2 separate regions of the Mus musculus genome follow, and region 2 is linked to region 1. A link is a loop called in an ENCODE intact Hi-C map of the cell type or tissue named here. Cell type or tissue: left cerebral cortex. All regions are shown on one strand. Each heading gives the region's core, and the rest is flanking DNA. Links, peaks and the distances in the headings are about the cores only.

Region 1 (14,424 bases), core at 1-8,000:
CCCCCAACACATACATTTTCCTAGTTATGTCTATCTCTCCCAAAGGGACATTCTCCGCGTTGGGGTCACTCTAGCTGGCCACCAGAAAAAAATCCTGAACAGTATCCAGGTGATGCGGGCCCAGATGAACCAGATCCAGTCTGTAGAGGTTTGACATTCGCCTGCCTCGGTTCTCCTCTTCCTCCACGCCGCCCCCTGAGCCCCCCTACATCGGTCCCCCTGCTGCTCTGTCCACTACAAGGTCAGCCACCTGCCAGGAGGCCACAGACAACAGGAAGAACCAAGCAGCACTCCAGCCAAGCCGTCACCAAGAGCCCATGCAAGTCAAAGGAAGGAAAAGGGGATTGGGTGGGGGGGACACGCACCTAGATCTGGGAGGGGGCGGGACAGGCAAGAGACGTTCGTTCCAAGAGGATTCTCATAAGGGAAGTGACGGTTCTTAGAGGAGAAAAGCAAAAGGCTTGGGAGATCCACATGGCCTGTCCCCGTGAAGGCCAAAAAGCATTTTCTCTCCAACTCCTTCTGGGAAGGTTGAGCTGGCCAGAGCCAAGAAACACTTCCAGGAACATTAACATGAAGGGAAGAGGTGAGCCACCCTCCTTGCCTGGCCTTAGCCGTTTCTTGGAGCATCACTAATGGCCCAGCCCCCAGGCACAAGGGGCAGAGAGACAGGCAGTCGCCCCAGATAGGCTCCGGGGAAGTCCATTCCAGCTGCCACCGGCAGACAGGAGGATAGTTGTTCTGTCTTGGGAGACGGTTTCCAAAAACTCCGAGAGACTTTCTGCTAATGGTTCAGGAGGCGGAAGAGGAGCTCCTGGCCTCCCAGGTCACGCCAAACAGGCTAGATCTTCCTGAGGACAGCCACCCAGGTCTGCAGCCCCACAAGGCCCTGCTCCTGATCAGCCTCAGCCAGAGGACGAGGAGGCAGGTGACTGTCATCAGCCTCGACTGCCACAGAGAAGCATACTCTTGCATCTGGGTTTGTTTACAGCGATTCCGTGGACCGGGGGTATTTTGATCAGGGGTGGTTTTGGTCTGGGAGGGTTTTGTTTGTTGGGTTTTTTTAAAAAAAAATGACAATGAAGAGACACTTTGACATTTCCTACCTTTTGAGGACTTGATCCTTCTCCAGGAAGAAGGTGCTTTCTGCTTACTGACTTAGGCAATACACCAAGGGCGAGATTTTATATGCACATTTCTGGATTTTTTTATATGCTTTTCATTGATACCCTTCCCTCCTCCCACCTGCTGCCAGGCCTCACCAAAGCCAACTGTCACAGGGCCACCTGGGCCACTCAGAGACCTCAGTGGGACTGGGAGAGTGGAGGGAACTACATCAGCGCCCACACTGGACCACAGACGGAGGCAGATGAGGGCTCCAAGGCCGGAAGTCCTCCCTTCCTCCCTGTCTGCTCTCATGCTCTCCGCCCTGTTCTATCTGGCACTTCCCAGGCACAGAGGCCCCTTCAGGTTCCTGGGTGCTCTTCAATGGCCAAAACTCGATTTCATGTCTGGGAGCCTGGACCAGGCTACCCGGGAAGTCAGGACCCTGATCATTCACTGTGACACCCCAGCCCTCCAAGGGTACCCCGGGAGACCACGTGACTCTCTCTCTCTCTCTGTCTCTCTCTCTCTCTGTCTCTCTCTCTCTCTCTCTCTCTCTGTCTCTCTCTCTCTCTGTCTCTCTCTGTCTCTCTCCCACTCCTTCTTTCCCCGAGGCCTTTGCCTGGGTCTGAAGGTCTTGGCCAGAGGAACACCATCATCAGTCAAGGGGTCTGGCCGCAGGCTCCCCTGTGAGCAAATGCAGGGAATCCGAGCAGAACAATCGGTTAGTGAATTGAATGGAAATAAATGCTTTAGTTATAAAATGACCCCTGTACTCTGTAAGTTCCAAGAAAAAGATCCTGGCACCTTTGGGACCTGCCAAATGACTTTAATGCTCTTGCAAGGGACTCTTCCCCCTGCCCCTCAGGATCCAAAAGGCCCAGGCTGAGGAAACTCATGGAGGCAATCAAACAAACAAACAAAGAAGCTCATGTAGCCTTCTTAGCCTAGGGTCATCAGAAGCACAGGCAGAGAAGCGTAGGCACTGGGTTGGCTCAGCTCTGCGTTGCGTGTACAGTGCCTGGCTAAGTAAGCCACGTTAGAAGTGGTGGCCCGTGGACCCCATTCAGCCACAAATGTAACCCCCTCCCCCACACAATGCTGTCTCCTGTGCTAAGGGCTCGGACTTACTGTGAGTAGTTCTTTTGTGTGGAGGAGGAGAAGGAGGAAGAGAAGGAAGAGGAGGAGAAGGAGGCAGGAAGTGTGTGTGCTGCAGATAAGACTGTTAGAAGAGGAAGGGGTATCCCAGAGACAGCTCATCTCAGGACCATTTCCTTTGTCTGGTGAGCATCTTTGAGGAGCCTATCCATGGGGGAAGATTGAGGCCACAGGCCACCAGCAAAAGACCCTGCAGTGAGCAAAACCATCGTGGCTCAGCCTGTCATCTGTCCTTCACCTATTCTCAACCCGGGAGCAGAGGGAAGGAAGGGATTAGAGAGGAAGCTTGTCCCTGGGGTAGGGACAGCGGGCCTGGACACAGGGCAAGTATTGGCAAGTTTCCCACAAAGCAGCAAACAGCGGCCCGTTGGCCATCCCTTAATGGCCCAAAGACACCCAGCGCGGATGGCAGCTGTCCCAGCACACAAGGTCACCTTCTGGTGGGAGCTTCTCTGATGCTCTGCAGATTAACTGTCTCCCCAGCCCACCTCCCACCACCCCAGAGCCCCACGAGGCCTGGCAGTCAGTGTTTCCGTCAGATGGCTTCCTGCCTTAAGCCACTAGGCTGGCGTCTTCTAGCCAGCTCATCTGCCCATCCACCCTCTAGTGCCCAAAGTATTCGTGTAAAGCCGTAGGACTCTACATGTCTACTTCCAGAATACGGGTGCTATCCAGACCTTCTGTCTCCTCTTCAGGGTACCAAACAGACACCGTCACTGTGGCAGTCCTGAGTGTAGGCCCTGCTCACTTCTCAACTACAAGACATCGTCCTCCCCCCACTCCTCAATGCTCAGCAGGGAGTGGTAGGCCCTGCTGCCAAGCGCCTTCCACTTAGGCTGCCCGCTCACATGGGCACACAGCTTGGAGCTATCTGCTGCCTAGTTACTAATCCCTTCCTGGCTCCACCCCCCATCCATCTCCCCACTCCCAGCCCCCCCAAGCACTAGCTCCCACCTGCCCAGCATCAGGAACCGCTTCCGGCTGTTCAGCCCAAGCTTGTTTCTTGAGGAAAGAAAGCTGTTTTGTGAACCTGGGCCAGGGCACCATGGAAGTGGGGCCAGCTGCTCTGGGAGAGTGTGCCTGGAAGAGCCACTCGGGGCCAAGTTAAGTATGACGGAGCTGTGCCACCCACCCCAGAAGTCTCACAATGGGCTGTTAGTGGCAATCAACAGGCCTGTTCCTGAGCCGGTATTGAAGGTGTCTTGCTGGTAGGTTGGTAGCACGCTTGCCTGGCATGCACAAAGCACTCGGTTCCACCCCCCAGCACTGCATAAACCGGATATGGTAATATATGACTGTAAACTCGGTACTCAAGAAATGGAGGCAGGAGGGTTAGAAGATCAGTGGCATCCTTAGCTACTTAGTGAGTTCAAAGCCAGCCTGGGCCACATAAGACCTTATCTCTAGGAAAGAAGTTATGGTCAATAGTGACATCCTTAGTGCTAGACCCACTGCTTCTGAGCAGACACAAGAGTAGCAGAGAACACTTATACAATCTACTTACCAGCTGGGCCTCAAGTCCACCCTTTCCAGTATCCAGAGCGCCCACCTTCTCTATGGCTGAGAGGTCTATGCTGCCCCCTTGTGGGCACTCACTAACATTGCACCCCCTCATAGATCCCACCCCTTGCTGAAGGACTCCCACCGGAGACCACCACCCACCCCAATGCCACCCTTGCTTCTCCAGGTGCCTGTCATTTCCAGGGACAGTTCCCAGAGGAAGACCTTTGGCAGGGAGAGGTGCAAATGCACTCAAAAGACAAGATGTAACCTACTTCTGTCACTAACTAGGGCCACGGGCCCCAGGAGAGACTGTTCCTCACTGGGCCATAGCTTCTCATCTATAAAACAGGAGCATTAGGCTGGGTGCTGCAGGCCTGGAAAACCCTTTGTCCACCTCGGTCCCGCAAAGTAAAACACTGGTTCAGGGCCACGGCTCCAGAAAGGGCCACAAGCCTTGGCTTCCCCGCACCAGGGTCCACCCGAACATGGTCACTTAGGCGCAGAAAACAAAGGAATCCAGCTCTGGCGTATGAGGCAAGAGAAAACCAGATGGGATGGGCTATCAGGGTGGGCTTTCAGGGGGAGGCTACAGGCTGAGAGAAAGGTCACTCCAAAACGTAGCAGCTTCAACAGTGCAGCGCAAAAACATCTGGAGGTGTTGTGGGGCATGAGTTGGTGTGAGTGTAGGGCATGGAATTAAGGTCCAGCCACAGAGGCTACCAAGCAGAGATTAGTAGGACTACCATTAGATTATAGAGCAGTGGTTCTCAACCTTCCCAATGCTGCAACCCTTTAACACAATTCCTCACGGTGTGGTGACCCCCAACCATTTGTTGTGGTTTGATTTGGCTTTTTGAGACAGGGTTTCTCTGTGTAGCCCTGGCTGTTCTGGAACTCACTCTGTAGACCAGGCTGGCCTTGAACTCACAGAGATCCACCTCCCTCTGCCTTCTAGGTGCTGGGGTTAAAGGGGTGCGCCACTACCACCTAGCTCATAAAAATGTTTTCATTGCTACTTTATAACTGTAACTTGGCTATTGTTATGAATCATGATGTAAATATCTGTGTTTTCCAGTGGACTTAGACAACCCCTGAGAATGGAGTCATTCAACTCCCAAAGTGGTCACGACCCACAGGTTGAGAACCAGTGTTCTAGAAAAAAAAAAGAGTCAGTTTCAGCCATCAAATCAAAAGAGGAGCTTCCAGCAAGCCCCTGGAAGAGCCCTCGGGACTCCAAGAGAGCCCAGACTCTGCCATTTACTTTCCAACACGGACAAACCCGACTCCACTTCCGCAGCCTGGGAGAGAGGAGCTTGGCTTTGTGTTCCCTGATTCATCTCTTTTTATTTTGAAAGAGTCTCATATATCCCAGTCTGACCCCAAACTCACTGTGCAGTCAGGGATGACCACTATTGAACGTCCGATCCTCCTCGCTCTACCTCCCAAGGGCTGGGATTACAGGCGCACACCACCACGTCTGGTTTTGCAGTGCTAGGGTCGGGAAGCCGGGGTCTTTGTGCTTGGGAAGCAAGCGCTCTACCAACTGAGCTACACCCTCAGCCCATCTGCTTCTGGTTGTAGCTATGATGTCCACACATGGGCATACACCACCAGCCAGCCAGCCTTGCCTCAGATTCCCAGCCAGTGACTGTTACCACAAAACTGGCTGGAGAGCGAGCTTGGCCCCAGTCAGCTTTTCCCACAGAGAAACCAGTGTTGGGGTGTTGGCCTCAAGAAAGGACTTGGGCCAAAGTGGGTTCAGAGAGTCCCCGACCCCCACCCAGCAAGCTGGCCTCAGGCGATTGAAGCCTCAAGGACTAATATCTGAACAGATTACCCTATGCCAAGTGCCAAAATCTCCCTGCCCCCTCTTCGCTAGTGAGGAACATGGCTCTCAAGGGGGGTGGGGGGAACCCAGCCAATCCTAACACCTACAGCCTGCTGACTGAACGTGTGTTTGCAAGTGCTTGTAATCACCCATAGGATAAGCACCTTACCCACTACTGCATGTCGAATTGAGGATTCCAGGGCTCCACCATGCCTCCCTGAGTCAGAATTCCCCATCTGAACAGTGGGAGATTCCTGCCCGCCCCGGAGGGCCCCCTGCTCCGCCTCCTCCCGCCTCCCACCCACAACCCTGTAACAATCTGCACCGAGTGTACTGAGCAGCGCTTAGGGTGGAGCCTCATATCAGATAAGATGCCCAAAGCCCAGACACAAACTAAGACCCTGACAGTGGAGAAGGCAGGACGAACCCTCAGGAATGTGCCCAGACTGGGTTAGGGTTTCAGAAAAATCAAAAAGACCCCCGAAGCCCCAGAGTCCAGCTGAGTTAAGTTCACAGCAGGACGACTGCTTCGGGAAAGCTGATCCGGGAAGAATCAGGAACCTAATACTTCACAGGGGCCCTGCGTCCCAGCCGGGACCACCCTGTGGAGACCCCAACGCCCCAACACCACAGCGCAGACATGCTCGCTCAATACCTGGCCTGGTGGGCCAAACTAGGGCTGGGTGGACCTTCTAGGTAAACCTGACCCTCAAGTCTCCTGAGCCTACCCACTACCCAAACTGAGGTGACAGCAGATGAGCAAAGGCACCTGGGGCTCCCTGTTCCTCGAGGGCCTGGCTCCCCCTGCTGGAAAAAGGGGGTATGGCATAGGGAAGGGAAGGCAAGCAACAAGGAAAGGCCAGAAACCATCTAAGAGCTAGCACATATACTCTGGGCCCTGCTGAGCCAAGAATTGTAGCATTCCAAGGGCTAAAAGACCCCAAGATTTTATGACTCACCAAACGCAATCTCCTAAGAGGCCAGTGGAAAGAATTTGTGTTTGTGAGAGTCCATCACTAGGCAAATCTGTGCTAATTCTTGACATCATAAGCCCCATGGTTCGACGCTACCCAAACTCAGGGGCCCTAGCAGGGAGAAAAAAAGAAAGAAAGAAAAGGGGGAAAAAAGCACAAAGAGAGAGGGGGAGAGAAAGAGAAGAGGGGGAGACAGTAATGCAAGCTGGGGAATCTGGTTACAGATGGATGATGGGGAATATAAAACCTCCCTTGGAGTGACCCTCACCAGGTCTGATTGGAGAAGGCTGGCCCATCTGCTTCTTCAAAACCCTCTTGCAGGCTGCAGTACCCACTTGCTTGGGGGGCTCTGACAGCCCACTGTGGGGCTCCGCCTGGACAGAGAGAACTGGAGCAAGATCACCCCATACCAGCGAGGAAGCAGTGGGGTGGAGAGGCACCACACTGCCTTTCCTATGATGGTCTCCATACAAGGTTTCTTTCCTGGGACACATGGATGCATTATCTCATGGCTGCCAACACGTCCTCCCTCCAAGGAGCACTCTCATCCCTTCCACTGCCTCCCAAAATGAGACCTGCCCCAAGGAGAGCTGTGAAGGGCCCAGAGCTCTGTGGTGGTCTCTCTCTGTCCTCCTTTCTATGGACAGAAACTCTGACGCCTCCACCACTGACCCCAGGTGGACTTCACAGGAACCCACACTCACGAGCAGTCTCTTCAGCCTCCAGGGAAGAACGACGGCTGCTTGGTTTTAATCCCAGCTGCTATTTCTTCAGTGCCAACCATGGACAGGGCTCCTCGTGTCTTCTAGACACAGCCCTGCAACTCCACAAGAGCCGTGCAATAATGACAACCACACTGTGGGCTGGGACACTCAGAGACAGCATGCTGGCTCCCCCAGGTCACACAGCCAGCCAGCGGTCTTGGACCCCAGCACAGCACACTTTTCTCACAATACGCCACTACCATTGGTCCTCACTCAGCTCACCATGGTCAGATCCCAGGTCCCCAGGGTCACTGCTCTCTTTGCATGGCCCCCCAGCCCAGCTGCTATCAGAGCCAGAGGGGGTGCCTGCCTAGACCCACTCTGACAGTCCCCCGCCCCCACCTCCACCAGCCTGAGCTGTCCCAGCAATAGCTCTCAACCAGGGATATCTGGCAGATTTCATAGGACTGCCCTTTCCTCTGGTCAATGTTGGGAGTCAGAAAGGGGTGGGGCCGGGGCCCCTCTAGACCCCGGTGTTGTGACCAAGAAAATCTCATCAGCTGCATCCAGTGGCAACCTTGACCCTGTGGGTTACTCTGATGTGTTTGTAGGAGTATTTTTAGCTGAATCTCTTTTTTTTTTCCAAAATAAATGTGAATTGTAAAAATAGATTTGTGGACTCAATATTGTCTTTCCTCTAAAATTACCCCCCAAAAAAGCAAATAAGAGTTCCTAGAAGCCCTTAGTGGGGTTCTGAAGTAGGAGTAGGAGTTTGCCAGAGTTATGAATGAAGTCATAGATTGGGATTGGGGTAAGAATTTGGCTTGGGTGTTAAACTGAAACAGTAAGTTCTACCAACATCCATTAGAGTTGCAAGACTTGAACGCTAGTGCCAGACAGTCCTGTTGTATGTACAATCTCTACGGCCTGTGCGCCTGTGTCCTTGGAGAGGTGACATATGAGGTAAGCCTTGGGTCAGGTGCCTGTCTTATCCCAGTGGGCAACTTTGAGGAAGAAGGATTTATTTTAGCTCATGATTTCAGAGGGTTCAATTTATGGTCATCAGTCTCCATTTGCTTGGACAGAGCATCTCATAGCCGTGGAAATGTGTGTCAGGGAGCTTTCCAGTGTCGTCACAGACAGACAAGAGAGAAGCAGCCACAGGCGGGGTTTATATACCCCCCCAAGGTCACAACCCCCCCAGTTACTACTTCCTCCAATGGACCCTACTCCTCACAGTTCACCACCTCAGATGATCATGTTGTGTCACATTTACATAATTACATCGGAAGTTAGAGGACAACTTACCGGAGTCAGTTCTCTCCTTCCGTTCTACGGTCCTGGGGACAGAACTCAGACCATCGGGCTTGGTGGCAAGCACTTTACTCACAGAGATGGCTCCCTAGCCTTCTAGTCACATGCTAAACCTATCAATGGCTTCAATCATTCGCTGGTCAGAGCCCTGTGATCCATCATATCTGGAAATAGCCTTGAACACATCATGAGTTCCAAGGCATCCTCAAAGCGATCAAGCTGAGGGTAAATATTAGCCGTCATTAGGCTTCATTTCCAAGTCTGTAAAATGGGCTGATAGCTTCTAACTCCTAGAGGACAGGTGGCAAGGACAGAAATGAACAGGATGAGGGCTTGGCGAGCAGGAGCCTGTAACGACAGAGCCAGCTCTGTCACATCACCTACTGTGCTCGGTGCAGCTCAGGCTGACATTCAGCTAGTGTCTGTCACATCAGGGGAAGGCTGTCTGAGGATGAATCTGGCAGATTCAAGGCTAAGATGATGAGGCTAATGCAAAGCCTTGAATACACCAAAGTCACAGTGATGAATCTTGCTCTTCCCACCTGTTCTATGGGTAGCATCCCACTCTGCAGGTAGCATCTCCTGAGACCCCTGAAGAACCAACCAGCACTTGGCTTCTGCTCGGGGGACTGAAGGTAGTGCTGGGGTGCTGTGCTGGCTAGTTTTGTGTCAGCTTGACACAAGGTACAGTTATCAGAGAGGATGGAGCCTCAATTGAGAAAGTGCCTCCTCCATAAGGCCAGGCTGAGGCGAGCCTAAAGGGCATTTTTTTTTAAGTTAGTGGTTGATGGGGGAGGGTCCAGCGCACTGTGGGTGATGCTATGCCTGGGCTGATGGTCCTAGGTTCTAAAAGAAAGCAGACTGAGGGCCAAAGAGATGGCTCAGCAGTTAAGAGCACTGACTGTTCTTCCAGAGGTCCTGAGTTCAATTCCCAGCAACCACATGTTGGTTCACAACCATCTGTAATGGGATTGGATGCCCTCTTCTGGTGAGTTTGAAGACAGCTACAGTGTACTCATATACATATACTGATGTGGAAGTATCGGGCAAATTAACCCTTTCCTCCACGACTTGCTTTTGGTCGTGGGGTTTCATCACATCAACAGTAACTAACCCTAACCAAGACAAGTTGGTGCCAGGAGAGTGGGGCATTGCTGTGACAGACATGGCCGTGTTGTTCTAGGGAGGATTGTGGAAGGACTTTGGAACTTTGGGCTAGAAAAGCCATTGAGTAAGTATTAAGGGCTTAGCGAGCTGTTCTGGAGCAACTTGGAGGTGAAGGGTGCAGAGAGAAATGCAGACAGTGGAGACCTGGCTTGTGACGTTTCAGAGGGAAACAAAGAATCTACTGGGCCATTTGTGTGAAGAATCTGTGGCGTCCGGCCAGCTGGAGCTGCAGAATCGGCTGTGATTAAGGAGAGACCGGTATCACTGGGGTAAGGTCTGAGAAGTGTCTCCTCAGGACCAGCACCCAGAACCTGTGTTCCAGAAGTGTCCAAGGTTGTAACTCCAGTTGGCTGTGTAAGAGTCACCCAGACGTTACTGGGTTTGAAGGCATAAAGGGGTCATGGAGAGCAGCCTAGGCTTAGCACCATGAAGAAAGCCCAGGAAAGGTTATTTGTAAAAGTACAGTCCAGGCGCAGCAAAGACCCCAATACTTTGGAGAGGCCAGTACCATGGGATGACCACCAAGAACAGCAGCAGCCATGGAGTGGAGCCATTGGGAGCCTAGAGCATAGCTTTGTGTGCTGCGGAGGGCAGAGCCAGAGAAGTGACCCCCAAGCCCCATGGAGGAGGTCAGAAGGTTATGAACAAATCCCTGATAACTGGATGTTGAATTATTTACACTGTTGGAGTTGGGTTTTTGCTTGACTCTGAGGATACCCTGGTTTTCCCCTCATGAAGTAAGAAAGTCTTTAATTTATTTTTTATTTTATAGGCGATTTTAAAAGATATTTTAGGTTTTAAGAGAGACTTTGGATTTTAAAATAGGCTGCATTTTAAAGTATTTGAATTTGTAAAGACTATGGGGCTTTTTTACGTTTATAAAATGTGTTTTTATGCTGTGATTTATACACTGATGTGTGATTTGGGGGATCTCAGTGTGGAAGAAGGAGCCTGGGCCAGGGGAGGCTGGGAACACCTGAGACGGGCAACGGAGGTGAGAGCGGAGCAGTGGGCGGAGTGAGGAGTGTAGCACGGGAGTGAATGGGTGCGGCAAAGGGTGTGAGACTGGCGTGGTCTCTTGGAATGAGAGAGCAGGGCCTGACAGGTTAGCCATGTGTATTCATTGCTTTTCTGTGGCTGTGAGAAAATACCGTGATCATCAGTGTCTCAAGGAAGAAAGGAAGGTAGGAAGGATGGAAGGAAAGAAGGAAGGAAGGAAGAAAGGAAGAAAGGAAGGAAGGAAGGAAAGGAGGAAAGACTTGTTTATTTAGGCTTATGGGTCTGTAGGGAGAGTCCATAATGGTGAGGAAGTCAAAGCAGGAAGCTAGAGATCACATCTTCAGCTACAATGCAAGCAGAGGGGGTGAGACTATAGAATGGACTGGCTTCCGCCAGCAAGCTTCCATCTCCGAAAGGTTCCAATACCTCTCACACAGCAGCAGCACCAACCAGAGACCACATGTTCAAATATGTGAGCCCAGGAGAGTTGTCAGTCATTCAAACCAGGACAACAAGAGACACAAGAAGCCAAGACTTTGGGATCTGAGAGCTTGACCTTCTCAAGGCCAAAGCAATAACCGAGAGAAGCAAGATGGATGATGAGAGAGAGGGGTAGGGAGGGGGAGAGAGAGGGGGGAGGGGGAGGGAAGGGGAGGGGAGGAACAGGAGGAGGGGCAGGGAGAGAGGAAGAGAGAAGGCCTTTCATGGTTAATGCTGTTTTTTATAATTATTTATTTATTTGTTTACTTATTATCAGAGGGGCCATTCAACACAGCATGCACATGGGGGTGTCGGAGGACAGAGAACAGTCAGTTTTCTCCTTCAGTCATGAGGATTCTGTGGGTCAAACTCAGCTCATCAGCCTTGGCTGCAGGGGCTTTTACCTGCTGAGCAATTACCTCATGGGTCTGCTTGTTCGTTAATTTGTTGTTTGTTTGAGAAAGGGTCTCATGGATTCCAGGCTGACCTCAGATCTGGTGTGTAACTGAGGGTGACGCTGAACTTCTAAAGATTTTTGTTTCTGTGTTTTTTGCTTTTTTTTTTTACATTTGGTTCCCAGCACCCACATAGCAACTCGCAACCATCTGTGACTCCAGTTCCAGGAGACCCCTTGCCTTCTCCTGGCTTCTTTGGGTACCAGAAATGTACATTGTGCACATGAACACATGCAAGCAAAGCATAAAATAAAAACATTTAAAGCAAAGGAAGGAAGTAATAACAGCAGAGACACAAATACAAGCAGCGAGGGGCCGAGGAGCTGGCTAAGTGGCTACAGTGCTCTCCGTAGGAGCATGGGGAGCTGCCCTCTCACACCAGACACCGTGGCACAGCAGGTGAGGCTGAGGAGGAGGAGGAGGAGGATCTTGGGACTTGCTGGCCAGCCAATCTAGTTGCTCAGTGAGCTTCAGGCTCAGTGAGAGACTGTCTGAAAAGTAAGACAAAGGCTGGGCAGTGATGGCCCACACCTTTAATCCCAGCACTCGGGAGGCAGAGGCAGGCAGATTTCTGAGTTGGAGGCCAGTGTGGTCTACAGAGTGAGTTCCAGGACAGCCAGGGTTACACAGAGAAACCCTGTCTCGAAAAACAAAAACAAACAAACAAACAAAACCAAAAAAAAAAAAAAAAGTAAGACAAAGGTGATAGATAATGACACACAAACACACACACACAAGCACACATACACACCCTGGGCTCTTTAGTGTAATCCCATATGAAGTTCTTTTCTGCCCAGTAATAATACACACTGGTTTTAGAATGTGTATATTGGACTGGCCAGGTGCTGAAGTGGGTGGCATTATTCAAGTGAACTGAACTTTTTGTTTCATTTTTGTTTCTATTTTTCGAGACAAGTTTTCTCTGTGTAGTCTTGGCTGTCCTGGAACTCCCTCTGAAGACCAGGCTGGTGTAGAATTCAGAGATCTGTCTGCCTCTGCCTCCCAAGTGCTGGGACAGCTTGTATGTACTGCCACAGACCAGAAGACACCTGCAAACCATGTATCCAGCAAACAATTAGCAATCCAACTATAGCAAAGGCAACAAAGATATATGGGGGGTGGAGGGTGGGGGTGGATGACACATGAACATTTCAACAACATTAACTTTTAGGAAATTGTAAATTAAGTCAGTTGGTGGTGGTGGTGGTGCACACCTTTGATCCCAACACCCAGGAGGCAGAGGCAGGCAGATCTCTGAGTTCGAGGCCAGCCTGGTCTACAAGGTGAGTTCCAGGACAGCCAGGGCTACACAGAGAAACCCTGTCTCGAAAAACAAACAGTAGCAACAACAACAAAAGGAAATTATAAATTAAAACTACAATAACATCTACTAATATGATTATAGAAGCTGAGCATGGTAGCTTATGCCTGGAATCCTAGCACTTGAGAGAACAAGTTCAAAGCCAGCCTAGGCCACAGTGAGACCTTGGGAGATGTTTTGTTTTGTTTTGTTTTGTTTTGTTTAAAAAAAAGTGGTACTACCAAATGCTAGCCCACATGGTGGGAGGTTCCCATCTCACTAGGCAGAGCCCAAGATGGTCTAGCCAGAAGTTTGGCAGTTGCTTCAAAACCTCAGCATGTACTTCCATTGCCCCACCCCCACCCCAATCCTTTGTGCTTCTGGGCCAAAGAAAGAAAACTAGGTTCGCACAGCCTTGGGTAAACAGATGCTCACAGCAACTTTATTCACAGGAACTGCAAGTTGTACACAACCCAGACATCCTCCAAGAAGTGAACGGCAGAACAAGTGGTGTTCCAGCCATCCATGGAGTCACAACTCTGAGGCCAGAAGGAACAAGCTGTTCACACATGCAGCCACTTGAAATGGGAAAAAAAGTACACTAAGCAGGACTGGAGAGATGGCTCAGCAGTTAAAAGCACTCACTGACTGCTATTCCAGAGGTCCTGAGTTCAATTCCCAGCAACAACATAGTGGCTCACAACCATCTGTAATGGGATCCGATGCCCGCTTCTGGTGTGTCTGAAGACAGCGACAGTGTACTCACATACATAAAATAATTTAAAAATCACACTAAGTGCTGAAGGAAGGTCCTCAAAGCTTACCTATTTTTCAACTCCATTTAATACTTGAGATTGCCTTTTTTAAGAATATATTTTGGGGCTGGTGAGATGGCTCAGTGGGTAAGAGCACCTGACTGCTCTTCCGAAGGTTCGGAGTTCAAATCCCAGCAACCACATGGTGGCTGACAACCATCGTAACAAGATCTGACTCCCTCTTCTGGGTTGTCTAAAGACAGCTACAGTGTACTTACATATAATAAATAAGTGAATCTTTAAAAAAAAAAGAATATATTTTATTTGAGCAAGAGTGACGTGACATGGCGCACACCTTTAATCCCAGCACTTGGGAGGCAGAGGCAGGTGGATCTCTGATTAGAGGCCAGCCTTGTCCCAGAGTGAATTCCAGGACAGCCAGGGCTACACAGAGAAACCCTGTCTCAAAAGAGAGGAGGGGGGAGAGAATGTATTTATTTTTATGTGTATGTGTGCCATGCATGATATATTCACAGAAACTAAAAGAACACATCATAGTTAGAGACAGTTGTGAGCTGCTCAAGGTGGATGCTGGGAACCAAACTCCGGTCCTCTGCAAGAGCAGCAAGTGCTCTTAAGTGTGAAGCCATCTCTCTAGCCCCCTCCCTTCTTAAAATCCTCCA
Region 2 (14,988 bases), core at 3,909-11,908, 230 kb before region 1:
CAGAGAGAAGTCCTGCCTTAGCCCTGCCCCTGAACAGCTTGCTGGGTGATACTAGGAAATATTTTCAAACTGTCGAGCCTCAGTTTCCTCATCTGGGAGATGGGCAGTCCATCACACCCCATATCTCAGATGCTGTAGGGGTCCAGCAGCAGGGGTAACAGATCTTGACAAGAGCTCAGGGTTTCTGGTTCCCACCGGGGTTTCCATAGCTACGTGGGTAGCCTGGGAGAACTTCTGGAGGAAAATCTTTGACCAAAGGCTTGCAGGATGGCCACATAGATCTGCTCAAAACAGCCTACAGCATAAGCCTTCTCAATTGCCTGGGATAAGAAGAGGGCCACACAGTTCTATTGCTGAACTACAGCCCCCTGGGAACCTAAGAATATTCTGCCAGCAAAGGTGGCCTGGGATGCGGGCAAAGACGTTGACATCATTTCTTCCCATGCGATCTGAGAAAGTGGCCTCACTGAGCCTCGGTGTTCTCTTTGCAGCAATAACCATCCTCACTATGGGCGTATTGCTACATGCCCTGGCTCAGACATGAGAAATGAGGAAAGAGAAGGCCTGAGACAGATCCAGCATGCAGATCAGGTGAAGCCTTTGTGCTGAGCCTTGGTGGTCTATCCTCAGGCTACACCATCTGTACTGGCTAGTTTTGTGTCAACTTGACACAGCTGGAGTTATCACAGAAAATGAGCATCAGTTGAGGAAATGCCTCCATGAGATCCAACTGTAAGGCATTTTCTCAATTAGTGATCAAGGGGGAAAGGCCCCTTGTGGGTGGGACCATCCCTGGGCTGGTAGTCTTGGGTTCTATAAGAGAGCAGGCTGAGCAAGCCAGAGCAAGCAAGCCAGTAAAGAACATCCCTCCATGGCTTCTGCATCAGCTCCTGCTTTCTGACCTGCTTGAGTTCCAGTCCTGACTCCCTTTGGTGATGAACAGCAGTATGGAAGTGTAAGCCGAATAAACCCTTTCCTCCCCAACTTGCTTCTTGGTCATGATGTTTGTGCAGGAATAGAAACCCTGACTAAGACACCATCTTTCCTCCTGCAACATTCTATTTCTTTTCATTTCTTTTCTTTTTAAAGAAACTTATTTCATTTATTTAAAAAATGTTGATTTACACTGGGTGGTAGTGGCCATGGTGGCAGGCGCATGCCTTTAGTCCCAAGTCTCATGAGGCAGAGGTAGGTGGATCTCGGAGTTTGAGGCCAGCCTGGTCACAGTGTAAGTTCAAGAACAGCCAGGACTATATAGAGAAACTCTGTCTCAAAACCAACAGCAACAACAACATCTATAATAATACATCAGATTGATTTACTTTATGTGTGTAAATATTTCACCTACATGTTTGCATGTGCATGCCTGGTGCCTGCAGAGGTCAGGAGTGGGCATCTAATCGCCCAGAACTGGAATTACAAATGCTTATAAGCTGACTTATGGGTGTTGGGAATCAAACCTGGATCTTCTTCAAGAACGTGTGTTCTTACCAATTGAGCCATCTCTCTGGCCCCATATTTTTATTAGTTTCAACTACATATAGGGATGTGTGTGCCTGCAGGTGAATGTGTGCATGTGAGTGCAGGTAAGGAGCCCGTGGATGTTGGGTCCTCAAGAGCTGGAGTTACAAACATTTGTGAATTGCCTCATATGAATGCTGAGAACTGAACTCAGTTCCTCTGGAAGAGCATCAAAACTACTCATAACCTCTGAGACATCTCTCCAAGCTCTCCTCTCTCCTTTCTGGAACATTCTTGTCTCAGTCCTTCCTGAGCCTTCAGATCTGAGCCAAAACATTACTTATCTCCTGTAGAGAAGACAGTCCATTTGAAATCAGTCTCTCCCTATCACAGCCCAGCCCTCCTCCCTCGGGGCACCATTGCCCATCTACCAGAGCACCAATCCATCTTGTCCATCTCAGTTTCCCTGTGTACTTTTGGCTGCTTCCTCTTAGTACTAAGGACTTTGAGGGCCAAGACCATCTCTTTCTTGTTGCCATAGAATCCTCAGAGTTTAGTTTATGAAAGGCAATCTATATGGATGCTGCATAGGTGGATGCAGGGATGGATGAATGGATGGATGGACAGGTGGATGGACAGACAGATGGGTGGGTGAGTGGATGGATGAATGGATGGATGGATGGATGGATGAATAGATGGATGGATGGATGGATGGACAAATGGGTGGATGGGTGGATGGATGGATGGATGATGTATAGACAGGTAGATGGATGGGTGGGTGAGTGGGTGGATGGACAGGTGGACGGACGGACAGATGGGTGGGTGAGTGGAAGGACGGATGGATAGATGGACAGACAGATGGATGGCAAAATGTATCCATGTATGAATACTTACATACATGGATACATGAGTGCATGGATGGATAGATGAAGAAGTGGGTAGGCTCAATGACAAATAAATGGATGAGGAGATAGATGAATGGATGGATGAGTGATTGGGTGGATGGATGGACAAACAGATGAATGGGTGAATGGATGAATGGAGATATGTACCATAGTGAATAGATAGACAATTGAAGTAGTTAGATGATGGATGAACAGGTGAGTGGATAGAGACTAGACGAATGGTTGGCAAAATGGGTAGGTGAGTAATTGGATGGATGGATAGAGAGATGGATGGAAAGGTGAGTAATTGGATGGATGGATAAAGAGATGGATGGAAAGGTGGGTAATTGGATGGATGGATAAAGAGATGGATGGATAGTGGATGGATGATTTTTTGCAGTGATGGATGAATGTTTGGACAGATGGGGAGATAGATGGATGGGTAGATGGATAAATGAATGGATGGATTAATGACAGATGGAAGCTACCATGGCAGTAACCCTCCATGTGTTCTCACCCCGCAGGAAGCCCCTGAGGCTGAGCTGATGAAGACACAGTGGGGTGAGGTCTGGACACACCTGTTACTGCTGCTTCTAGGTTTTCTCCATGTGTCCTGGGCCCAAAGCAGCTGCACCGGGCCCCCTGGCATCCCTGGCATCCCTGGGGTCCCTGGGGTTCCTGGCTCTGATGGCCAACCAGGCACTCCAGGGATAAAGGGGGAGAAAGGTACTGTACACTTTGGGAACAAGAATGTTGCTGTCCATGACCTCCCTCTGCTATCTCCCGAGTCATAATCACTTGCCTTAGAGATTGCAGGAGAATTCGAGACTCCAATACCTTTTCAGAAAGGGCTTCTAATTGCCCTTTTGCAGACAGGTGAAATGTGTGGGAAGGAAGCCCAGTCAGTAGTGGGGCTCATACAAAGCAAGGGGTCCTGTCTTCCTCCATGCAAGGAGGGAGAACACTCTGCAGAGCCTCAGTCCTGAGCACACCCTGACCTCCAGGGAAAGCAGCTACCCTCATCTGTGAGAAAAGGCAGGTGTAGGCTTGAGAGGCTCATCGCTTTGAAGTTCCCTCTGTAATCCAGGGACTGTAAGCCACCCTTGGTGGCAGCCCCTCTTCTCTCAGAAGCCTACTATCCTCAAAATGCAATCATCCCCGTTTTACAGATGAGGAAGCTGAGGCCCAGAGTCAGTGCCTCATTATGTCTCAGTGACACAACTAAGAATGGCAGGCATTACATGGGATGCATGCCTGTGTCTTTAGATCAGTGTTTCTCAACCTGTGGGTCATGACCCTGTTGGGAGTCACATATTAGACATCCTAAATATCCGATGTTTATGTTACAATTCATAGAAGTAGAAAACATAACGTTACAAAGTAGCAACAAAATAATTTTACGATTGGGGGTCGCCACAACATGAAGAACTGTATTAAAGGGTCACAGCATCAGGAAAGTTGAGAGCCACTGTCCTAGAGTGTACACTCTTGGCACTGTGCTCTGATTTCCTACCAGAATATTCCTTCTGTCTCATGGTGATGGGACCATGGCTGCTTAGAGGGATGATGTGAGAGAAATTCTACCATCCACAACTAGGTGTAGCCAGCAGTGTGCTGAGATCGATTAAGGATGTCTGCCATGGGCGAGGGAAGGGAAAGGATAGCATGCATGCTGTGAATGTACTGCCTTTTGCTTTGGGCTTAAGTTTGACAAAGGTGTGTGAGCTGACCAAGTTCAGGGGGTCACATGGCTCCATGGGGGTGCCACTCACTGAAGCCCTGCGTATCAGTTCCTGATGACTGTCAACAGAGTTAAATCCCTAGAGTGGAAGGAGACTAGGAGGCTCTAGGAGGCCCATTATTTTATAGTTGGACAGCTGAACCCAGAGAGGCACAAGGAACAATCCAAAGTGCCACCCCATTCTCTTTGTTTTGTCATTGTGACCTCTAGTCTCCTCTTTTCTCTTGATTCTGTTTCTCCAGGGCTCCCTGGACTGGCTGGAGACCTTGGTGAGTTTGGAGAGAAAGGGGACCCAGGGATCCCTGGGACTCCAGGCAAAGTTGGCCCTAAGGGTCCCGTCGGCCCTAAGGGTACTCCAGGCCCCTCTGGACCCCGCGGTCCCAAAGGCGATTCTGGGGACTACGGGGCTACACAGAAAGTCGCCTTCTCTGCCCTGAGGACCATCAACAGCCCCTTGCGACCGAACCAGGTCATTCGCTTCGAAAAGGTGATCACCAACGCGAACGAGAACTATGAGCCACGCAACGGCAAGTTCACCTGCAAGGTGCCTGGCCTCTACTACTTCACCTATCATGCCAGCTCCCGGGGCAACCTGTGTGTGAATCTCGTTCGTGGCCGCGATCGGGACAGCATGCAGAAAGTAGTCACCTTCTGTGACTATGCCCAGAACACCTTCCAGGTGACCACAGGTGGGGTAGTCTTGAAGCTAGAGCAAGAGGAGGTTGTTCACCTGCAGGCCACAGACAAGAACTCCCTCCTGGGCATTGAGGGTGCCAACAGCATCTTCACTGGCTTTCTGCTTTTCCCTGACATGGATGCGTAATCACGGGGTCAAATTACACCTATCCAACACCATCTTCCTGCCTCCCTGCCAGCAATCCTCCCTGGACCCCTGACATCACCCCCTTGACTGCCTGAAACCCAGACCAGAGCCCTGTAGATGTTACAGAACGAATGGGTCAATAAACTCTTCAAGGCCAAAAGACTGTGGTCTAATCTGAGTCTGAGTCCCAGCCCTTGGCTCATAGGAGGCCTGAGAGGTGTTAGTCAAAAAAAAAAAAATGAATGAATGAATGTTCATAGGCTGGGGAGATGGCTCAGTCAGTAAAGTACTTAGCTTGCAAGCATGAGGATCTAAGTTCAACCCCTAGCACCCACAGAAAAATGCTGAGCATGGCAGTGTGCAATCATATTCCCAGCCCTAGGAAAGCAGAAACAGGGGGATGGATGTCTGGGGCTCACTGGCCAGTCAATCTAGGAAATTGGTAAGCTCTAGTTTCAGCTTGTCTCAAAGGAGGTTCCTGAGAAATGAGACCAAATGTTGTCCTCTGGCTACACACACACACACACACACACACACACACACACACACACACACGAGTCTCTAGTTAACCAGAGATGGATGGGAGAGATGGATGGGAGAGAAGGATGGGAGAGATGGATGGGAGAGATGGATGGGAGGCGACATTGTGGTTCTCTCTGGACCAGCACACAGTAGGAGGCAGCCCCCCCCCCCCCCGCACACCTGAGTGTTGCTGTCTTCACTCTCCTTAGTCCTCACGCTTAAGGAAGGAAATGGGCCTGATGGTGGAGCCATTGTGATCCTACAACATAGAGAGATCCCTTCCCCATCCCCATGGTGGGGCCATTGTGATCCCACAATATAGACAAATCCCCTCCCCACCGCCCACCTTGCTTGCCCCCTCTTAGAGTCTTTCCAGCCTGGTGCATGCTCTTTCATTCACTAAAACAAATGTCACAAAACCCTTCAGTAGCTCTCTGGTGTCTCCTGGAAAGAGTCCCAGCCTGAGAGCCTGGGCATCTTGCAGCCAGTTTTTATCTTCCCTCTAAAGCGTTTCTACTCTGGAGCCTCCTCCTCCTAGAAGCCCTCCATGATGATCTGGCCATCCTTTAGACCTATTAAGTTAACCCAGGCTGGCCTTGAACTCTGTCACCCAGGCAGTTCTCCTGTTTCAGCCTCCCCAGTAGCTGGGATTACAGGCTGGGCTCCTAGGTTCATTGGAGTCAGGCTGGGAAAGTCAGACAGATCCCTGCACCACTCTGGGGTCTTCACAGTGGATGGCCCTGTCATGAATGGGAACCATGAGACAGATCAGCTAAGCAACCTGCCTGGTGTCACACAGCTAAAAAAGAGAAGGCTCAGAGCCATGTCATTCCGTGTGTTCCTGTGGCAGGCAGGACCAACTCCAAGGAGCTGTGTTGAGCAGGGAAATGTGCTGGCTTTGGAGTCAGACAGACATGAATTCAGATTCTGCCTGTGCTTCCAAGCATCTGTGACTACAAACAAGTGACTGCCCTCTAGCGTCCGCTTCAGCTCCTTTTAAACAGTGTAGCAACAACATCCTTGATTCCTCTGTTGAACTCATTTCCCAGATAAAATCTTTCTTGACGGGACAGAGACTTCCAAGGCTTTTTTTAAAAATGAGTTTTCTTTTATTTTTAATTACGTGTGTGTGTATGTGTGTGTGTGTGTCCAAGTGCAGGCCTGTGCATATACTTGGAGGTATCTGGAGAGGCCAGGGACATCCGATTGCTGTAGAGCCTAAGGAAGAAGAGAGGAAACAGAGATGGAGCGGCTGAGAAAAGAGCCTGCCAATCAGCAGGCGGGGCTGGGGATGAAGCCCTATGAAAATCCAGATTACCTTAAATCCCTCCCACCTGGGAAACAGGATTGGTGGGTGGAGCTAGCAGGAGGAGCTTAATAGGTAACGGTTGGGCTGGGCTCCTTGTCCTGTGGTTTTGACCGGCCAAGACCCTGTGGTCTTGACCGTTTATATGCACCTGGCATGTACCTGTGTCAGCCAGCTCAGACCGGAACTAGTGAGGGGTAGAGAAGGGAGGAATGGGAAGGGCTGGAGCAGCTCCTGCTGGGGGGAGGAGGTGTGGCCTGATTACGGTTCTAAAGTGACTGGAGCTTCAAATGCCTATGAGCCACCTGATGCGGGTAGGTGCTGGGAACAGAGCTGGGGTCCCTTGCAGGAACAATGCCAGCACTTAACCCAGAGGTTCTCAAGTTGTGGGTCGCGACCCCTTTTGGGACTTGAAAGACCCTTTCACAGGGGTCACCTAAGACCATCAGAAAACACGGTGTTTACATTCCGATTCGTAATAGTAGCAAACAGTTATGAAGTAGCAACAAAATAACTTTTTTTTGATGGGGGGGGTCATCACTATATGAGAAACTTTATTAAAGGGTCACAGGATTAGGAAGATTGACAGTAACTACTGAGCCAACTCTCCAGCCCTAAGGTGTGTGTGTGTGTGTGTGTGTGTGTGTGTGTGCATATATATATATAATTTTTATAGACTATTTTGTTTCATATGTATCCATGTTTTGCCTGAATGTACTTTTGTATGCCATGTGTGTGCCTGGTGCCCACTGATGTCAGATCCCTGATAACTGGAGTCATGAGTAGTTGTGAGCCACCATATGGATGCTAGGAACTGAAACCAAGACCTCTGGAAGATCAACCAGTGCTCTTAACTGTTGAGCCATCTTTCCAGCCCAAGACTTATTTTACTTTTAAAACAATGTCTACATGTGTGTCTGTGTGTGAGAATGGATACATATGTGTCTAGAAAAAGGCCCTCAGATCCCAGATTGGTGGACAGTTGTGAGCCATGAACTTGTGTGCTGGGAATTGAATTTAGGTCCTTTGCAAGAGCAGCGTGTGCTTTTAATTGCTTTGGGTTTTGTTTTGTTTTGTTTTGTTTTGTTTTGTTTTGTTTTGTTTTTGTTTTCTTAGACAGTATCTCACCCTACATCCAAGGCTGGCCTCAGACTTACAAGAGTCTCTGCTGAGATTATAGGTGCACACCACCGTGCCCGGTTGCTTCCAGGCTCTGGAAATGTTTCTGCAGAGAGCCATAGGCTTCAAGGCTGGCCGGGCCGGCTTTAGTCTCACGGCCACCAGGGGGGAGTAGACACCAGGAGAAGGATGGTCTGCCCAGGACGGATGCCAGGTGGCACCTGGCAGCTTCCCCCTCCTCCTTTCACTTCCCAGTCTTAGAATGGGCTGTGACCTTCTAGGATGGGGTGTCAGTCAGCTTTGAAGATCCAGGTTCACGGAGCCAGGTTCCCCATATGTGACTCCCATCAGCCTCACCTTCACAGAGGACTTGTGAGGAAGTTAAAATCTCAGTCCCTACCTTGAACCAGCTGAAGCAGGAACTCTGAAAGTAACCTGCTTGAACGAGCCACCCATGATGGGTGTTACAGGATCAGGAGGCTGAGAAACACCACTGTAGAAACTAGCGGCAGCACTCAGTGGCAGAGCGTACACCCAGCCTGGTAAGGGCTGTGTTCCTTCCCCAGCATACACTAACAAATAAGTCCTGGAGAGCCAGTATTCCGGACACAAGGGGATGCCAAACTATTTCTGTAAAGAAACAAGCAGAAGGGCTGGGATGTGGCTCAGATGACAGAGCATTTGTCAAATGTAAAGAAAAGCCAGAACTTGATCCCTAGCACTGCATGTGACAGCCAGCACTGTCAACTTGGCACAACCTAGAATCCCCTGGAGGAGTCTCAGTGAGGGACTGTCTGCCCTGGATTGACCTGAGGGCATAACTTTGGGTGATTCTTATTGGGAAAACCACCCCAATGTGGGCGGCTTCATTCCCTAGGCAGGGGTTCCTGACCTATTGGAGAGTGGAGAAATCAGCTGAGCACAAGCAAGCGAGCTAGCAAGCAGGCAAGCGTTAACTCATTCTCTCTCTGCTCTTGACTTTGGATGTGACAAACCACTTCAGGCACCTGTCACTGAGACATCTTCACTGTGGGAGGCTGTAATCTGAAGCTGTGAGCTGAAATAAACCTCTCCCCCCCCCCCAAGTTGTTTTTTGGTCAAGATGTATGTATGTCTTTGTTTATTTTACTTTAGTATTTGGTGTGGGAGTGTTTTGCCTGCGTGTATATCTGTGCACCACATGCATGCTGTGTATCAGAGGCCAAAAGAGTGTGTTGGATCCTCTGGAACAGGAGTTCTGGATGGTTGTGGGCACTGGGAATCGAACTCTGGTCCTCTGCAAGCATAACAAAGTGCTCTAACCACTGAATCACCTCTCCAGCTTCTTCGTCAAGGTATTTATCATTGCAATAGAAATTAAACTGGAACGCCATGTTAAGCTGGCATAGGGGCTTAAGTGGGGGTGCATACCTGGAGTTTCAGTGCTTGGGAGATGGAAGTAGGGAATCAGGCATTCAAAATCATGCTCAGGCTTCATAGCAAGTTTACAACTAGCCTAGGACATATGAGATTGTCCTGGCTGGTTTTGCGTCAACTTGGCACAAGCTAGAGTCATCAGAAAGGAGGGAGCCTCAGTTGAGGAAATGCCTCCATGAGATCCAGCTGTGAGGCATTTTATCAATTAGTGATCAATGGGGGAGGGCCCAGCTCATGGTGGGCGAGGCCATCCCTGGGCTGGTGTCCTGAGTTCTATAAGAAAGCAGGTTGAGCAAGCCAGCAAGCAGCACCCCTCCATAGCCTCTACATCAGCTCCTGCATCCAGGTCCCAGCCCTGCTTGAGTTCCTGTCCTGACGTCCTCCAGTGATGGACTATGATCTGGACTTGTAAGCCAAATAAGCCCTCTCCTTCTCAACTTGCTTTTTGGTCATGGTAAACCCTAAGACAGAGATCCTATCTCAGATAAAGGAAAAGGAAGGAAAATCAAATAAATACATTGTTGCGGGCACCAAAGACTCTGTTGCAAGTACTCAGCCTTGTTTCTGTAGGATGGAACCGTGCATACATAATTTACAGTCAGCCCTCTGGACCCACAAACTCTGCATTCATGATTCATCCAAGTGGAAATGGAAAATACATGGGGAAAAAAAAAGCCGCATCTGTTCTGAACATGTGGGAACACCGTCATCGTTCGCCACACAGCTCAGCAGAGCTGCCTTCACTGTATTTACATCTCGGGGTGAGCTCCGTCCACGGAGGACCTGCGCAGTTCCTGTGCAGGCGTGGCGCATTTCTCTGTACCAGACTCGAGCATCTGTGGATTTCGAGATCCCTGAGAGAGTTCTGGAACCCATCTCTGGGAGACTGAGGGGTGACTATATATACACAAATGACGGTTACATTCAGATATGTGTGTGTCTGTGTGTATACATGTGTGTGTGTGTGTGTGTGTGTGTGTATGAGTGTGCATATGTGGGGCACAGGTGTGTGGAGGTGTGTATGGAAGCCAGAGATCAATATCCAGTGGTCTTTCTTGGTCACTTCTCCACCTTATATATTGAGATGGGGTCTCTTGTTGAACCGGAAGCTTGCCATTTTGGCTAGTCCAGCTTGCCAGGTTTTCTTCAGGGTTCACCTATCTCTGCCTCTGGAAGGCTGAAATTACAGGTGGGCCCTTTTTAATGTAATTTAACTTTTAAAGTGGTAGTGCACACCTTTAATCCCAGTACTTGGGAGGCAGAGGCAGGTGGATTTCTGAGTTCGAGGCCAGCCTGGTCTACAGAGTGAGTTCCAGGACAGCCAAGGTTACACAAGGAAACCCTGTCTTGAAAAAAAAAAAAAAACCCAAAATGACAGATCTCACTGTATCACCCTGGCTGACCTGTAATTCACTCTGTAGACCAGGCCGGCCTCAAACTTAGAGATCTGCCTGACTCTGCCTCCCAGCTGCTGGGGTTAAAGGTGTGAGCCACCACTTTAAAAGTTAAATTACATTAACTTGCACGGGTGCTGAAGATTGGTACCCAGGTCCTCCTGCTTGCACAAGCACCTTACCCACGGAGCCATCTTCCCATCTTTTTAAAAACTCAAGAGTACTGGGGTGACAGTCATGCTCCACCCTGCCCAGCTTCCAAGTCATCTTTATGAAGTTTGAATTTTACAGTTTTCCTTCTGATTTGTTTCTGTCTACTTAAAATTGTGGAGAACAGCCTCAGGAGGCAGGCTGTGGTGGGGTTTGACACCGCGTAGAGCTCGCTGTCCTGCTGTGGACACAGGAATGGCTCCAAGCTGAGAGGACAGGAATTCAAACCCAGGATTGCCTGATTCCATAGCAAAGGACACAGGGTGGGCAGGGTCCTGATGGAAATGTGTCCTGAATCCTGATGCTGGGCACAGTGGCCCCTCTTCTCCTGCAAGTCCTCCCTGCCCTAGTCCTCCTGTGACACGAGGTGTCCTGCCCACTTCTCACCCCTCCACACACACACACCCTCCTTTCCCAGCAAGCCGAGTTTATTTTTACACACAGCCAGAAGGCATTTTCATAGACGACCCTGTTGGCCAGATGCAGAGGGAAAGGAGGTGTTTGTTCAAGAAACCCAGCAAGGCCCACCCAGGGAGGGACACCCACCATGAGGGTTTCTGGCAGATCACAGAAAGCCTCAGAAAGAGCAGTCAAAATTCCCCTGTTCTAGACTTGTTTTGTACCTGAGCTGTGTGACCTCATTCAAGTCACTAACCCTCTCTGAAACTCAGCCTGCCCCACAAAAGAAGGGGATTGATAGACTGTCCTAGGCTTGCCTGGGGAACTTATAGTAGAAACAGACTCTAAGGCTCACCCAAAGGCTGCGGGGTAGAACTAGGGGGCACCTTACCCACGGAGCCAGGCTCTCTGATGATGCTCATGTGAAAAGGGCAGAGAGTTTCTCCCTCCTTCATGGAGAATGCTCCACTGCATAGACACCAGTGGAGATCCAGAGGGGACAGCAAGCAGAAACCAACTTTTCACAGCCCAGAGAGACTGGGAGGTCCACGTTCAACAAATGAATGCATGAAAGTATGGATGTGGGCTAGCGAGATGGCTCAGCAAGTAAGAGCATCGACTGCTCTTCTGAAGGTCCTGAGTTCAAATCCCAGCAACCACATGGTGGCTCACAACCATCCGTAATGAGATCTGACTACTTTTCTGGTGCATCTGAAGTCAGCTACAGTGTATTTATGAATCTTTGGTCTGGAGCAAGCGGAATTGACAGGGGGCAACCAGAGCGAGCAGAGGTCCTAAAATTCAATTCCCAACAACCACATGAAGGCTCACAACCATCTGAACAGTACAGTGTGCTCACATACATAAAGTAAATCTTAAAAAAAATAAGTATGGATGTGTTATTTACCTAATTTACTGATTCATCTTCTTTATCTCATTAAGTACAGGGCCTGAAGCCAAATGCAGTCATCCTCCTGTGTCCCCACAAATCTTCATGTCCTCCTCAGAGAGGCAGATTGTGTACTACCACGTAAGGTCTACACACAGTGTATACACACAGTGTATGTCTACCTTAAATGCCACAGGCGCCTTTGCCTTTTATTACTCCCTAAGCAAAACAACATCTCTATTTGCATAGCATTTCCATTGCATTAGCTTCTAGAAGTCATCTTAAGGTGACTTAGCTATGGAGGAGGCCACAAAGTCAATAAATAACAATTTTATAAAAAAACGTATGCAGAGGGCTGGAGAGATGGCTCAGCGGTTAAGAGCACTGAGTGCTCTCCCAGAGGTCCTGAGTTCGATTCCCAGCAACCACATGGTGGCTCACAACCATTGTAGTGGAATCCAATGCCCTCTTCTGGTGTGTCTGAAGACAGCTACAGTGTACTCACATATATAAAATAAATTCATTATTTTTAAAAAAAAATACAGAGAGGGGTTTCAAAAATGGCTTGGGCACTATAAGGGCTTGCTGAGAAAATATGAAGACCAAGTTCAATTCCCCAGCATCTACATACGAGGCATTGGGCTAGAGAGATGGTTCAGTAGAACAACTTTAAGAGTCAGAGGTAGGGAAGACCAGAGCAAACAGTGTCTTCTGGACTTGAAAGAACCTCTGCACTCAGGAGCACAGTAACTGTGGCTGCCTGCACAAAACCATCAACGTTCCAGCCTGGACTGGGGAGGGATTCGTGTGCCCCTCTAACTGAAGCGCTGTGCACAGTTAATGGCTTCTGGCAGGTCAACCATGCTCCATTGGACTGCCCTATATGCAGAAGCACATGGACAGCGCAAACCGGAGTCAATGGGTCGTTAAATTAAAGTAAAAATTTAAAAGGACATCATGTGGAGGGTGGGTGGAGAGGTGAGAAGTTAGGAAGAGGTGAGGTTGGATATGATAGAAATTCATTGTATAAAATTCTCATGGAATTATTCACAACCATTAAAAAATAAATAAACGTGGCATGGCCCTCCGTGCCTAGAATCCCAGGGCTATCTCTGGGATCTGCTGGTCATCTGCTCCACTCCAGCCTCAGTGAGAGACATATCTCAAAGGAATAAGGCAGGGGCAGATAGGGCAAGACACCAGACATCATTCTCTGGCCTGTACTGTGTCCTCCACAGGTGTGTGTGCACCATACCCAAGCACACATACACTTATGCACGTACGCTCAAACATATTCAAACTTGCACCCACAATCACACACTTGTGCACATCCACACTGAAACTCACACTCTTGCACACTCATGTTTGTAATCTCTCTCTCACACATATACTGTATATATATATATATATATATATATATATATATATATATATATATATATATATTTATACACACACACACACACACACACAGGAGCTAGGGAGATGGCTCTGTCAGTAAGGTGCTTGCTATACAAGTGTGAGGATATAAATTTGGATCCTAAATACAAGAAGAAGAAGAAGAAAAAGAAGAAGGAGGAGGAGGAGGAGGAAGAGGAGGAGGAGGAGAAGGAGAAGGAGAAGGAGAAGGAGAAGGAGAAGAAGAAGAAGAAGAAGAAGAAGAAGAAGAAGAAGAAGAAGAAGAAGAAGAAGAAGAAGAAGAAGAAGAAGAAGAAGAAGAAGAAAGGAGAAGGAGGAGAAGGAAAGAAGAAGAAGAAGGAGGAGGAGGAGGAGGAGGAAAGGAAGGAAGGAAGGAAGGAAGGAAGGAAGGAAGAAAGAAAGAAAGAAAGAAAGAAAGAAAGAAAGAAAGAAAGAAAGAAAGAAAGAAAGAAAGAAAGAAAGAAAGAAAGAAAGAAAGAAAGAAAGCTGGGTGTGTGTCTGTAACTCAAGATCTAAGAGGTGGGAACCACTGATCCCTGGGGCTTGTTGACTATTCCATCTAACCAACTGGTGAGCTCAAAGTTCAATGGAAGTCTGCCTAAGAAAACCGGGTGGTGTGTTAGTTAACTACCGAGACAGATCAGCAGATGAAGCCTTGGTTAGTTTTTTTTTTTTTTTTTGTCAACCTCACACAAGCTCTAGTCATCTAAGAAGAGGAAACTTCAATTGAGAAATATCCCCATCTGATTGGCCTGTAGGCAAACCTGTGACATGTTTTCTTGATTGATAGTCGATGGTTGACAGGGAACGGCCCAGCCCACTGTAGCCAGGGATGTCCCTGAGCAGGTGGTCCTATGGTGTAGGAGAAACCAGGAGGAACAGCCCAGAGAGCTGCACTCCTCCATGGCTTCCAGGTTCCTGCCTTGAATCCCTGCCCTGTCTTCTCTTCATGACGGACTACAGAAGATAAGCTGAAATGAACCGCCTCTTCTCCACATTGCTATTGGTCATGGTGTTTATCACAGCGATAGTAAAGCTAAGACAGATGCTTGCAGCCAAGCCTGGTTATCCGCAGAAGGAGAGAACTGAGTGCCACAAGATTCCTTCCATGGCATTGGTGAGCACACACCATATAAATAAATATATCCACCTCTGCCCACCATGTTCAGATGCACATGTGTGCATGCATATACCCACCCAAAGACAAACATGCTACACACAGACACAGGAGTATACTCAGTATGCAAAGGCTGTGTGTAAGCCTTGTGCTTTAATGGAGACATTTCCTAATGAGACTTGAGCCATATTAGCTTTGCGGATCTGAGGGCCCCAGCGCCTCTCCCCTGTGAGTTGAACACAGACATGATACATGCCTGGTAGACAGCTGTCAAAGGCAAGGGAGGAC

Evidence for each region. A loop is a pair of places that touch in the nucleus more often than their neighbours do. Peaks named below come from ENCODE experiments on the same cell type or tissue, not always from the same donor. Only the 100,000 strongest peaks of a DNase experiment are listed, where the experiment ranks them.
Region 2: it touches region 1 in a loop (8-fold over the local background); 6 of 42 quality-filtered maps call a loop at or near these places.

The regions. Positions count from the first base shown.
Region 1 is chr4:136,641,052-136,655,475 of GRCm38, reverse strand. Ephb2 (Eph receptor B2) reads left to right here. Exons shown (of 16, transcript NM_010142.4): 16 at 46-7,937. The coding sequence ends at 154. Among named protein-coding and RNA genes, the nearest start is that of Lactbl1, 26 kb to the right of the region's middle. In left cerebral cortex, for the core only: CTCF peaks have their summits at 2,853, 3,852 (motif pointing left) and 6,406 (motif pointing left); DNase peaks (open chromatin) are centred at 3,769, 5,402, 5,781, 6,399 and 1 more place; H3K27ac peaks cover 816 bases.
Region 2 is chr4:136,870,210-136,885,197 of GRCm38, reverse strand. C1qb (complement component 1, q subcomponent, beta polypeptide) reads left to right here. Exons shown (of 3, transcript NM_009777.3): 2 at 2,870-3,071; 3 at 4,329-5,072. The coding sequence starts at 2,891. The coding sequence ends at 4,909. Among named protein-coding and RNA genes, the nearest start is that of C1qb, 8.5 kb to the left of the region's middle. In left cerebral cortex, for the core only: CTCF peaks have their summits at 6,418 (motif pointing left) and 8,008 (motif pointing right); DNase peaks (open chromatin) are centred at 6,396, 8,016 and 9,975.